Linked DNA regions of Homo sapiens: region 1 is linked to region 2. The links are chromatin contacts, found by Hi-C or POLR2A ChIA-PET in ENCODE. All regions are on one chromosome and are shown on one strand. Each heading gives the region's core, a stretch centred on a gene start or an enhancer-like site at or near the end of the contact. The rest is flanking DNA. Distances are from core to core; before and after follow the strand shown. Region 1 overlaps SELENON (selenoprotein N). Region 2 holds the start of MFAP2 (microfibril associated protein 2).

The links. Hi-C counts contacts between places; a loop is a spot of excess contacts on that map. ChIA-PET counts read pairs that join two places held with the same protein, here RNA polymerase II (POLR2A).
Region 1: a map of transverse colon shows a loop between it and region 2 (26-fold over the local background). The contact joins the enhancer-like site here to the promoter of MFAP2 in region 2. A Hi-C loop is called at or near these places in 1 of 168 maps with a recorded cell type or tissue (transverse colon). POLR2A ChIA-PET finds 5 or more read pairs at or near these places in 1 of 52 experiments (activated CD4-positive, alpha-beta T cell).

What each region holds. Positions count from the first base shown.
Region 1 is chr1:25,804,011-25,809,151 of GRCh38, reverse strand. It overlaps SELENON (selenoprotein N), which reads right to left. Exons shown (of 12, transcript NM_206926.2): 3 at 3,877-4,010; 4 at 363-572; 5 at 2-126. Among named protein-coding and RNA genes, the nearest start is that of SELENON, 6.4 kb to the right of the region's middle. Within about 2 kb of position 3,076, at least 13 of the 41 ENCODE cell types and tissues checked have a DNase peak (open chromatin) inside an H3K27ac peak, as active enhancers do.
Region 2 is chr1:16,978,153-16,983,319 of GRCh38, reverse strand. MFAP2 (microfibril associated protein 2) reads left to right here and starts at 2,700. Exons shown (of 9, transcript NM_002403.4): 1 at 2,700-2,733; 2 at 5,006-5,083. The coding sequence starts at 5,047. RefSeq lists enhancers at 3,419-3,924, 3,925-4,432, 4,433-4,938.

The sequences.
Region 1 (5,141 bases), core at 1,827-4,326, 8.8 Mb before region 2:
CCGGAACATCACAGTGTAGTAGAAGTCGCTGATGGCAGTCAGGCAGGCCACAGCTCCCTGAGGGGCAAAGCGGGTCTTCACAAAGGGCCGAGGGTGGAACATGCTCAGGAGCCGGTGGATGATGACCTGGGGGCGGCGGGAGGCACGTACTGGCTTGCTGGGTCCCGCTGGGCCTGGATCCGCTGGGGTGGGGGTCAGCCCAGACCCGACGGCCCAGGGGCCCCATGGGGAGGGGGCAGGTCCAGAGGAAGGCAGGAGAGCAGGTGGAGCAGGCCTGGCACTGGGGTCCAGGCGCAGACAGAGGGGTGGCCACTCCTGGGCTCGGGCGGAGGGGCCCCACGTCGCACCCCAGCTGTCCTCACCTCCTTGCCCTTGGGCGGCGGTGGATAGAAGCGGTTGTTGGACAGGTAGCCAGTGAACATGCTCAGCTCACTGGGGATGATCCACCAGGGCTCACCCAGCTCCTGGCCTGGCGGGGGAAGGAAGGGCTGGAAGTGGCGGGTGGCAAACACTGCACTTGGTGAGGCGGCGGCTGTCCAGTTTCGGAGGCCGGACAGGGCGAGGCGGGAGACCTGGGGCGGGGGAAAGCAAAGCTCCAGGAATCTGAGAACCTGACTCCGGGGTCTCCTGTACCATGTGGGTGGAGGTCTCCCTCAAGCCCCGAGCCAGCCCACACCAAGGGAGCAGATGGACCCCAGGGAGGTTCCTGCCCTTATGATGGCCACAAGCTTAGCAATATCCCGCCAGAGAGAGGCTCCTCTCCCTGCTGCAGTGCCTCTGCAGCCCACCCAGGCACAGCCCACCCAGGCACAGCCCACCCAGGCACAGCCCACCCAGGCACAGCCCACCCAGGCGCAGCCCAGGCCAGAGCAGCTCGCTCGAGGGCAAGGTTGGAATGGGGATGGTGGGGCTCTGTGCCTCACATAGTCCCACCTCCATCCTATGCATAAGCCCATGGGCCAGCCTTGGGTGCCACCACCCTGCCTGGCTTCCCTGGCCCTCCAGCAGCCCTACTCTCCCTCCCCAGTCTCCTCTCCAAGTCTCCTCCCAGGGACTAATGTCCCACTGGCCAGCTCAGGGTTTCGGTTTGGAGCTAAGTCCGATGAGGGTGGTGGCCAATCATGTTTGAGGTGAAATCTCTAGGGTCAAGAGCAGGATGAGACCACAGGGAAGGGGAAGGAAGGCCACCCCCAGAAGGGCCCTGCCTTAAGTACAGCCTGCCCCACCCTGGGCAAAAGGCCTTCCCTAAGCCCGAGTCCTCATCGGTGACCTGCCTCGCCTCTGTCTGACAAGCTGATGGCTCGGAGAGGACGCTCAGAGACCACAGAGCTGTCTACACGTCGGCCAGCATTTGGGGAACAGCAGATTCCCTCTTCTGTCGCCACCTCCCTGGCAGCAGGAGCTCAGGCTTGGTGGGAGGTAGGAGGAAAGCAGGCAGGGAGCTCCCACAGAGACAGATTTAACAGGCGGTTCTCAAGGCAGAGCTGGCTGTGCCGGGCCAGGCCGAGCCCGCCTTCCTGGGTCCTGCTTGTAGGCTTGCCACCCCCTGCAGGGGACCTGCCAGCGATGGGTGCTGGGCTTGCTGGGGCTCTGCTCGGGGGCCAGGGCTAGGGGTGCTGCTCCTGCCTCACCCCAGTTCTTGTTGTCTGTGCGGACTTATCTGCTCAGACCAGCCCATCACTGCCAAATCCATGGAGATGGGTTCCCCATCTCCTTTTGTGGAAGGTCAGACCGGTTTTGACCACTTCCTGGACTCCTGCCTATCTGCTGCACTGTCTCCTTGGCTGAGAAGAACACGTTTATTCATTTGTTCATTCCACAAAATGTTTTATGCACCTACTGTATAGGAAGTTTCTATCAGGGTACACTGTGCACCCTGTCTTCTTGGAGCTTATAGTGGGAGACGGCAAGTAAACAGGACCCAAAACGGGCAATGCCCTTCCCTGTGAGCTCCTCCTTGGAATTTCTGTCCCTCCCTGAACCTGCAGCGATGAGGTTAAGAAAGGGGCTCCCGGCCGGGCATGGTGGCTCACACCTGTAATCCCTATAATCCCTGTACGCCTATAATTCGGGAGGCCGAGGCAGGTGGATCACGAGGTCAGGAGATTGAAACCATCCTGGTCAACATGGTGAAACCCCGTCTCTACTAAAAATACAAAGAAATTAGCCGGGTGTGGTGGTGGGCACCTGTAGTCCCAGCTACTCGGGAGGCTGAAGCAGGAGAATAGCTTGAACCCGGGAGGCGGAGCTTGCAGTGAGCAGAGATCGCGCCACTGCACTCCAGCCTGGGCGACAGAGCGAGACTCCGTCCCAAAAAAAAAAAAAAAAAAAAGAAAGGGGCTCCCCAGCACTGCTTCCCTGGGCTGGGCCAGGTGGCAATTCCGCCACAGGTGCCAGCCTCAAGGTCATTCCCAAGTTTCTTTTGCCATGTGGCTGCCAGGCTCTAGAGTTGGGCACTGCCAAGGGGCTGCTGCTGGGCAGCAGACATCCAACATCCCCTGGGGACCTCAACTTCAACATGTGCAGACTGACCTCATTCTCTATCCCCTACTCCCTCCCCGCCTACAGTCCCCATCTGGGCAAGCAGCCCACCATGCCCCTGGTCACAGCCAGAAGCCTGAGTCATCCAACTCCTGCCCACCCACTGTCCATGAGGAGCCGCTCCCTGCCCTTCCTTCCCCAGCATCCTCCAGGCTGCCCTTACTCTCCATCTCCTCCGTCTCCCCTCCAGAACTGGTCTTCTTGCCTCCCACTTCTCCCCATTCTACACATGCCCCGTCCCTGGCCTGGAGAGCCCAGGTCTGATGAGAAAGCTGTCTTATTTAAAATCTGCACGATATTCAGCCACCATAGAATGAAGGCCAAAGGCAGGCAACAAAGCCCTTGGTGGGGTCTGGCACCTTCTCTCCTGGCCCCACTGATTGGGATGCCCCTGTGTGGGTCCTGCATGCCCCCTGGGCCCAGACACACCCACTGCCTGGCCTCAGTGACCAGCCTGGCACTCCTGCCTTCAGGCCTCTGTTCGTGCTGAAGTGGCATTGGCTGAGATGAAAAGGCTGGGTCGGGCTGTGTGGGCTGGGCACAGAGAGGCAGTGTTCCTGGCAGAGGGAACCACATGTGAGAAGGCTCCCAGTTGGAAGAAAGCCTGGGGATTTGGAAGGAAGGAAGTCTGGTGTGGTTGGAACAGAGGAAGCCCACAGAGGGGAGGAGAGAGTGGGAGAGAGTGCAAAAGGGCAGGCAGGGGCTGAGGCAGCTTCATCCTGCAATGCGCTCAGGACCCTGTCCAAAGGGCCTTGGGTTGGGGAGGGGCTGGCAAGGAGAGCATCTGTCCACCTCCTACCTCCACCTTCTCAGGTGCCCTCCCCACCCCACAGCCCTCTGCTGGGGACCAAACCTCAGGTCTAGATCATCAGAGTTCAACAGAGTACCTATCAGGAGCCAGGCATCATGCTATGCCCCGTGGGGAAGAGATGGATGTGTGGGAAGTAATCATCATAGTGTGTGGGAAATAATCATCATAGTATGTGGGGCGGCTGCACTAACAGGGTCTCTACTGCACTGCTGCTTCCTCCGAGACCCCCCCAACCTGTGCTCAGTCACCCTGCTGAGCCCTCCTCATCCTGCAGTCTACCAGATGTCACTTCCTCTAGGAAGCTATCCCAGATTCCCCAGTCTGGGGCAGAAGCTAATGCTTCTCTCTCCTGCTCCCCCAGCAGGCTGTATGCCTGGACAGCAGGGACAACATCACCGCACATGGACCTCCAGGGCCTGGCTCTAGTGGGCACACAGAGGGCAGAGGAAAGATGGATGAATGGAGCAGAAACTCATCTTCGGGATACACACAGATGACCCCACTGCCTGTGGTCCCCAACTCACCCCTAGGAAGCCATCTTTGCTCTTGGTCATGGTCTCCGGGAGCAGAGGCTGGAATCGGGCTTCTATGGTGAGCGTCTCCTCGCTAGGGTCAGGGGGCAACTCCTCCTCCTCGCAGCTGGCCGCGGGAGTTGACCCTATGAGACACAGACATCGGAGAGGCACTGCCCTTATGCTACAGGGCTCACCTCTCCCTCATCATCCACACTAGCTGGTGATTAACGGAGCCAGGCAGGGGGTGGGGGTAGCTGGGGTGTTAACAGTCACCAAAGTAACAACCAGTGTATCGCATTTTAGTTTCAGGATAGCCCAGGGAGGCAGATAATAACATTACCAACTCCATTTGACAAATGAGAAAGTGTTCAGAGAGGTAAAGTCACTTCCCCAGGTCACATAGCTAGATGGTGGGGGAATCGGGATTGAAACCCAGGCCTGTTTACTCGAAACCCATGACCAACCACGACCCTTTTCTAGGTCTTCTGGGACTGAGAGGAACTCAGTCAAGGGAACCGGAGTAATGAATGAAGCAAGAAACAGAAACAGGCTCTTTGGTGTCATAGGGAGAGCACTGGTTTGAGAGTGAGGAGACCCACTTTCCCCTGCTTTTTTTTTTTTTGCGGCGGGGGGGGGGGGGCGGGGGGGGCATTGCCCCAGCTGTAGGAGGGGCTGGACTGGCAGTGTGGCTGGATTTGATTTCTTGGATCTTTTCCTGCTCAGAGATCTGGCAAGTCTATAACCTTCCCAGTATAGAAGGATTCATTTTGAAAGGCTAAGGGACAAATGACGCCTATTTCAAAAGGGGTGAGTAATAGTCACCAGTAACAAAGTGTAGCCAGCGGAGGGCGGGGGTGGGTCTTGCCCTGTCTGCCCTCTCAGGGCAGGGTAGTGGTACAGAGATGATGCCTGGCATTTGCTGACTGACTGGCTAGCAGGCTGAATGATGCATTAAAGCAGTTCTCAACCAGAAGTCCTCAAAATCACCCAGGATGCCTTTAAACTACAGATGCTCACAACCCACCTCAGACCTACTGAATGAGAATCTGCAGGGGTGAGAGTCTGGAATCTGCCCTTTTAATGAGCACTCCCTGCTGCTCCTGATCCAAATCCCTATTCTGAAGAATCACTTATTTCTGTATTTGTAAGTCAATGAGGTAAAACTTTCCAAAACGCAATCTAGAAACCCAAGAAGAAGGGAGCAACAGGAATATGCAGGGTTATTAGTAAGCCTTGCTTATTCAATTATTTTACTGATATCACAGATAAATATT
Region 2 (5,167 bases), core at 1,451-3,950:
TGATCTGTGACCCCATGGAGGAGACCTCAGCCAGTGCTCGGGAGGAAGAAACGCCTCAGTGTGGGAGGGAGAGGGGTTTGGGAGAAAACCCCCAAAGGCCAGTGGCTGGAGGAGGAAGAGGAGGCAGAGCCAGGCTGCCATAAAGGGCCGGGGCCCTGGAAGCCACAGGGAAGTTGAGCCTCTAACCTGAGTGAAAGGCGATCAGTAGAAGGGGCACGATCTGCGGGGGTGAGGGAGGCAGGACCCACGTGGGAGAGCCCAGAGTGGAGGCTATCGCAGAGCCCAGGCAAATGATGGTGGTGTCAACTAAATAAGAAATCAGCCTTTTGACCAGGTGCAGTGGCTCACGCCTGTAATTCCAGCACTTTGGGAGGCCAAGGTGGGTGGATCAGCTGAGGTCAGGAGTACGAGACGAGCCTGGACAACATGGAGAAGCCTCGTCTCTACGAGAAATAAAAAAAAAAAAAAAAATAGCCAGGCATGGTGGTGGGTGCCTGTAGTCCCCACTACTCTGGAGGCTGAGGCATGAGAATCGCTTGAACCCAGGAGGCAGAGGTTGCAGTGAGTTGAGGATGCACCACTGCACTCCAGCCTGGGAGATAGCAAGACCCTGTCTCAAAAAAAAAGAAAAAGAAAAAATCCACCTTTTGGCCAGGCACAGTGGCTCATGCCTATAATCCCAGCACTTTGGGAACCCAAGGCAGGCGGATCAGCTAAGGTCAGGAGCCTGGCCAACATGGTGAAACCCTGTCTCTACTCAAAAAAAAAAAGCAAAAATTAGCCTGGCATGCTGGCATGTGCCTGTAATCCCAGCTACCCGAGAGGCTGGGTTGGGAGAACCTCTTGAACCCGGGAGGTGGAGGTTACAGGGAGCCGAGGTCACACCACTGCACTCCAGCCTGGGCAACAGAGTTAAACTCCATTTCAAAAAAAAAAAAAAAATCAGCCATTGAAAAAATTAAAGTTAGTTTTATTGAGTCTTACTGAGGACTGCACCCTGGGAGAGGGTTTCAGAGAGTTTCTGTTAGACTGCGCCAAAGCAGCATTTCAGCCCACAGTTTAGATACAGAGGCAGGCGGTTCTGTGTGTGCTCAGAAGCTATGGTCAGGCACGGTGGCTCACGTCCGTAATCCCAGCACTTTTGGAGGCTGAGGCGGGTGGATTGCTTGAGCTCAGGAGTTTGAGACCAGACTGGGCAAACACGGCAAAACCCCTTCTCTACAAAAAATACAAAAAAAAAAAAAAAAAAAAAAAATTAGCCAGGCATGGCGGCTCTTGCCTGTAGTCCCAGCTACTTGGGAGGCTGAGGTGGAAGGATCACTTGAGCCCAAGAGGTGAGCTGTGATGGTGCCACTGCACTCCAGCCTGGATGACAGAGCGAGACCCGGTCTCATTAAAAAAAGAAGAAGAAAAATTTACATCAAATGTCTTCAGAAGCTACACTAGTGCAAATCTCGCCAAGGTTTGGGTTCGAGGATGCACCTAGTTATATAGATTATAGAGGCATAATCGTCAATCCTGTCAGGTGCTATCTTATGTACAGGAAAAGGCACAGCCAGGATCATTTAACTTATATTTTCTAACAATGCAGTGATTCAGGCAAGAGGCGTGGGAGCCTGTGTTCTGCCCTGCCTGCCATCTTCAAGGCATCCTTCCGTTGGGCTGCCCCCAGTCACTGAGTCAGGGCTTTGTCAGCTTCTGACAAGCAGAAAGAGCAAATGCGGTTTCTTGGGATTGCAACTTGGTCTCACAGTGGCTTAGGCCAGGGTGGGAGCAGTGAACGGAGTCACAAAAGAAATTTTTCAGGTAGCATTCACGGGTGGGTGCTGGATTAGATGCAGGGCTAAGGGCAGGGGAGGAAGCCTGGGTAATGGAAGGCTGCGGGGCCAAGGGGGGACTGGGAATCCTGGAGGGCCAGGTCTGGGGGAGAGTTAGGAGGTCGTGAATTTGGACTTGGATGCTTGTTGAAGCTGATGCATCTTGAGGACATTTGTGGGACACATAGGCTGGGTCAGGGCTGAAAGAGGTGCTGGTTATGGCCGGGGGCAGGGACTCATGCCTGTAATCCCAACAGCCCAGGAGGATGAGACAGGAGGAATGCTTGAGGCCAAAATTTCGAGGCCGGAAGTTCCAGACGAGCCTGGGCAACACAGCAAGACCCTGTCTCTAGAAAAGGAAAGAAAGAACCGCTGGTTGTGGAAGCCAGCCATGGCCCAGAGCTCAGCAGTGTAGGAGAGGAGGGTGCGGGCCTGAGAGAGGCAGCAGGCTTGGCTGGAGAGGCAGAAGGAAAACCAAGGCAGGAGAGTGTCCTGGAAGCTGGGAGAAGGCAGAGGGAGATCGAGGCTTACTTTCTGGCTGAGGGGCCTAGGGTGAGTCACTTTGGGAGGCTTGATTTCCTCCTCTGTGAAATGGGCAACACACCTACCCTTGCCCACCTCACCCCCCTCACCCCGTCGACGTCGAGTGAGGAGCAGCTGTGAGGAGGAGGAAGCTTTGCACAGACGTGAGGACGGCCCCGGGCGCCTCTACCCCGGGGACACCCCCCCCCCCAGGAGATGGAACCCCGAGGGCACGGCGTGGCGGCCCATGCGGGCAGCTCGCGTTAGGACCCAGCGGCTCCGGGGCTGGAGGGCGGGCGCCAGCCCCGTCGGGGGCCCGGAGGGGGACTCGGAGCGGGCCAAGGGGCGGCTCCGGCGGGCGGACTCGGAGCGGGCGGCGGAGTGACCCGGACAGGTAGGCGCGGGCCTGGCGCTTGGGGGCCCCGGGGGGCGGTCAGGGGCGTCGGCGGGTCCCCCGGCGCGGGGGCGAGGGTGCCAGGCTCTCTGGGTCCTCGATCCTGGGGCAGCCGCGGAGGTTCCTGAACCCCGCGCCTTCAGAGCGGAGGCCAAGGGGGCACCTGGAAAGTTTGGGGTTGCTCTGCAGAGAGAACGCGAATTGGGAAGGGCGGGGAGCCCGAGTTTGGGGGGAGCCAGAGGTGAGGTCGTCGGGGGATGGGACATCTTTTGTTCTCCCGGGGAGGTTGGAATGTGGCGGGTGGGGTGGGGGGGGGGGGTCCGGTGGGAATGGCCGAGACAGAGACGCAGAGAGACAAAGAGAGATCAGAGACGGGAGCGCGAGGGCGCGCGGAGCAAGTTTCCGCGGCTGATTGTTCCCAGCTGTGCGGCGCTGCAACATCTGGGTTTCTCCCGCCGGGACCCCTCCCCCTGAGCCCGGCTCTGGAGCCGGCAGAGCCCTCCCTCCGTCTGATGTCTGAGCGAGCGTCGGGGCCCCCTGTCCCCCACCTCCCAGGACGCAGGGGAGTCGGGGGTGGGGGAGGCCGCAGCTGTGGAAGAGGCCAGAGGTGGGGGTGGGGCAGCCTCCCAGGCAGGTCCTGGCCTCCCGCACGCCCCAAAACCCCTTCGTCTAGAAGAGCTCGGAGATGTGGTCCCGTGGGAGGAGTTCATGAACTCCACACTGACTTCTCTCTTTCCTGCCTCCCCGCTAGCCCGTGGGCCTCCTTCCCCCAATAAGCCTGGGTTCGGGGGCCAGTCCTAGGGGAGGAAGACTCCCCGCAGGGTACCGACAGGCATCCCCCAACACCTTGCAACCCCTCTTGCCCCAATTCAGCGCCTTCTGCTGAGCAGCGGGGGCTCCGACCGACCTGACGGATGGGGAGAAGGGCAAGGAAGGCTCTCTGGGTCTTTTCATCCCCCTCCCATGAGGAGGTCAAGGGTTTTCAGAATGGGGTGTGGGGAGCCAGCTATCCCTCGCCTCTGGGGCAGCTTGGTCCTGAGCTTCGTCTCCCGGCTCCCACTCCACCTTAGTGAGGTGCCTAATGCATGAGAGGAGCCAGGGGGTCAGGAGGCCTCAGGATTGAGAGGAAGGAGGGAAAGACCTCCTGCTTTCTCCCCTTTCCCTCCCCTCTCCCTGGACTCCCAGTGGGGAAAATAGACCAAAGTTGGGGTTTCCAGCTAGCTCTCTGAAAGGACTTCCTGGGTTGCAGCCGGGAGGGGCCCTCCTGGATGGACCCCGCCCTCGCAGCCCTCCCTACAGAAGGCTGACGGACCTGAGGTGGCCCTCCACTGAGCTGGGGCTGGATGTGGGGAACCGGAGGCTCCCCCAAGTCCCACCGTGTAGCCAGGACTGGAGGCTGGGCTCTTGAATGTCAGGAGCCTGATGAAAGCCACGGACCCCATGCCCTCTCCCTCCAAATGACACACACACTTGCCTACAGTGTCAGGGGGTGCAGAACCCCCAGCCTGGGTGATGTCACGGCCCCTTCAGTGCTGCCTTTCTGGGATCCAGAGGAGCCCCCTCAGGCTTCACTCTCGTGCTTCCTGCTGCTGCAAATAGCCCGGGTCTCGTGAGCCTGTGATGCACACAGCCAGGTCTTGCGAGGCCTGGAGGCCTGGCAGGAGAGGAGTCTTCTGGGAGCTGGGAGCCCTGCCCGGCCTGGCCGCTCTGGGGGCCGGGCAGGCCCATGTGTATGTGGTTTCCTGCTGAGCAGGATGCTTAGGGCCCAGGGGCTAATTGGGAGCAGGTGGTGGCTTGGCAGAAGCTGCTGAGTCCAGGCGGTGATGCCGGCTGGCCAGGGCTGGGGTCCCAAGGATGGGCCTGGGTTCAGTGATTCACGCAGTCAGTGCCTTGGACACCCAGGGAGCCACTGGGCCAGAGGGCTGAGCACGGGTGTGGGTGAGGACAGAATGGCCTGGGCTGGGAGCACATTAGGAATGTCCCCTTAGTGAGCAGGGCAGGGTCCGCCCTTCCCTGACCACATCAAGTACACCCACTACACGGGGTTTGCTTGTCAGGATCAGCCCTGGAGCTGGGTTGGAGGCCTTGTCCCTTGTGACCTGAACACCTGGGTGGGCCAGCAGGGACTGGGATGTCCCTCCACTCCAGCCCTCCCATGCCTGGCTTCTATTCTGGGTGCCACCTTCTCCAGGGCGAAATCAGGGGATCAAAGGTGAGCTCTGCTGTCCTGGGTGTGGCCCTGGGTAGAGCTCTCCCACCGGTCTTTCCCCAGCTGTCCTCTCTGACACCACCCCGGCCTGCCTCTTTGTTGCCATGAGAGCTGCCTACCTCTTCCTGCTATTCCTGCCTGGTAAGTGGCTCCTGGGGCAGGGGGTAGCTCCTCTTATGTGGGGCTGAGGAGTAGGGTTAGTAGGGGGAATTCATAGTGAGCCTT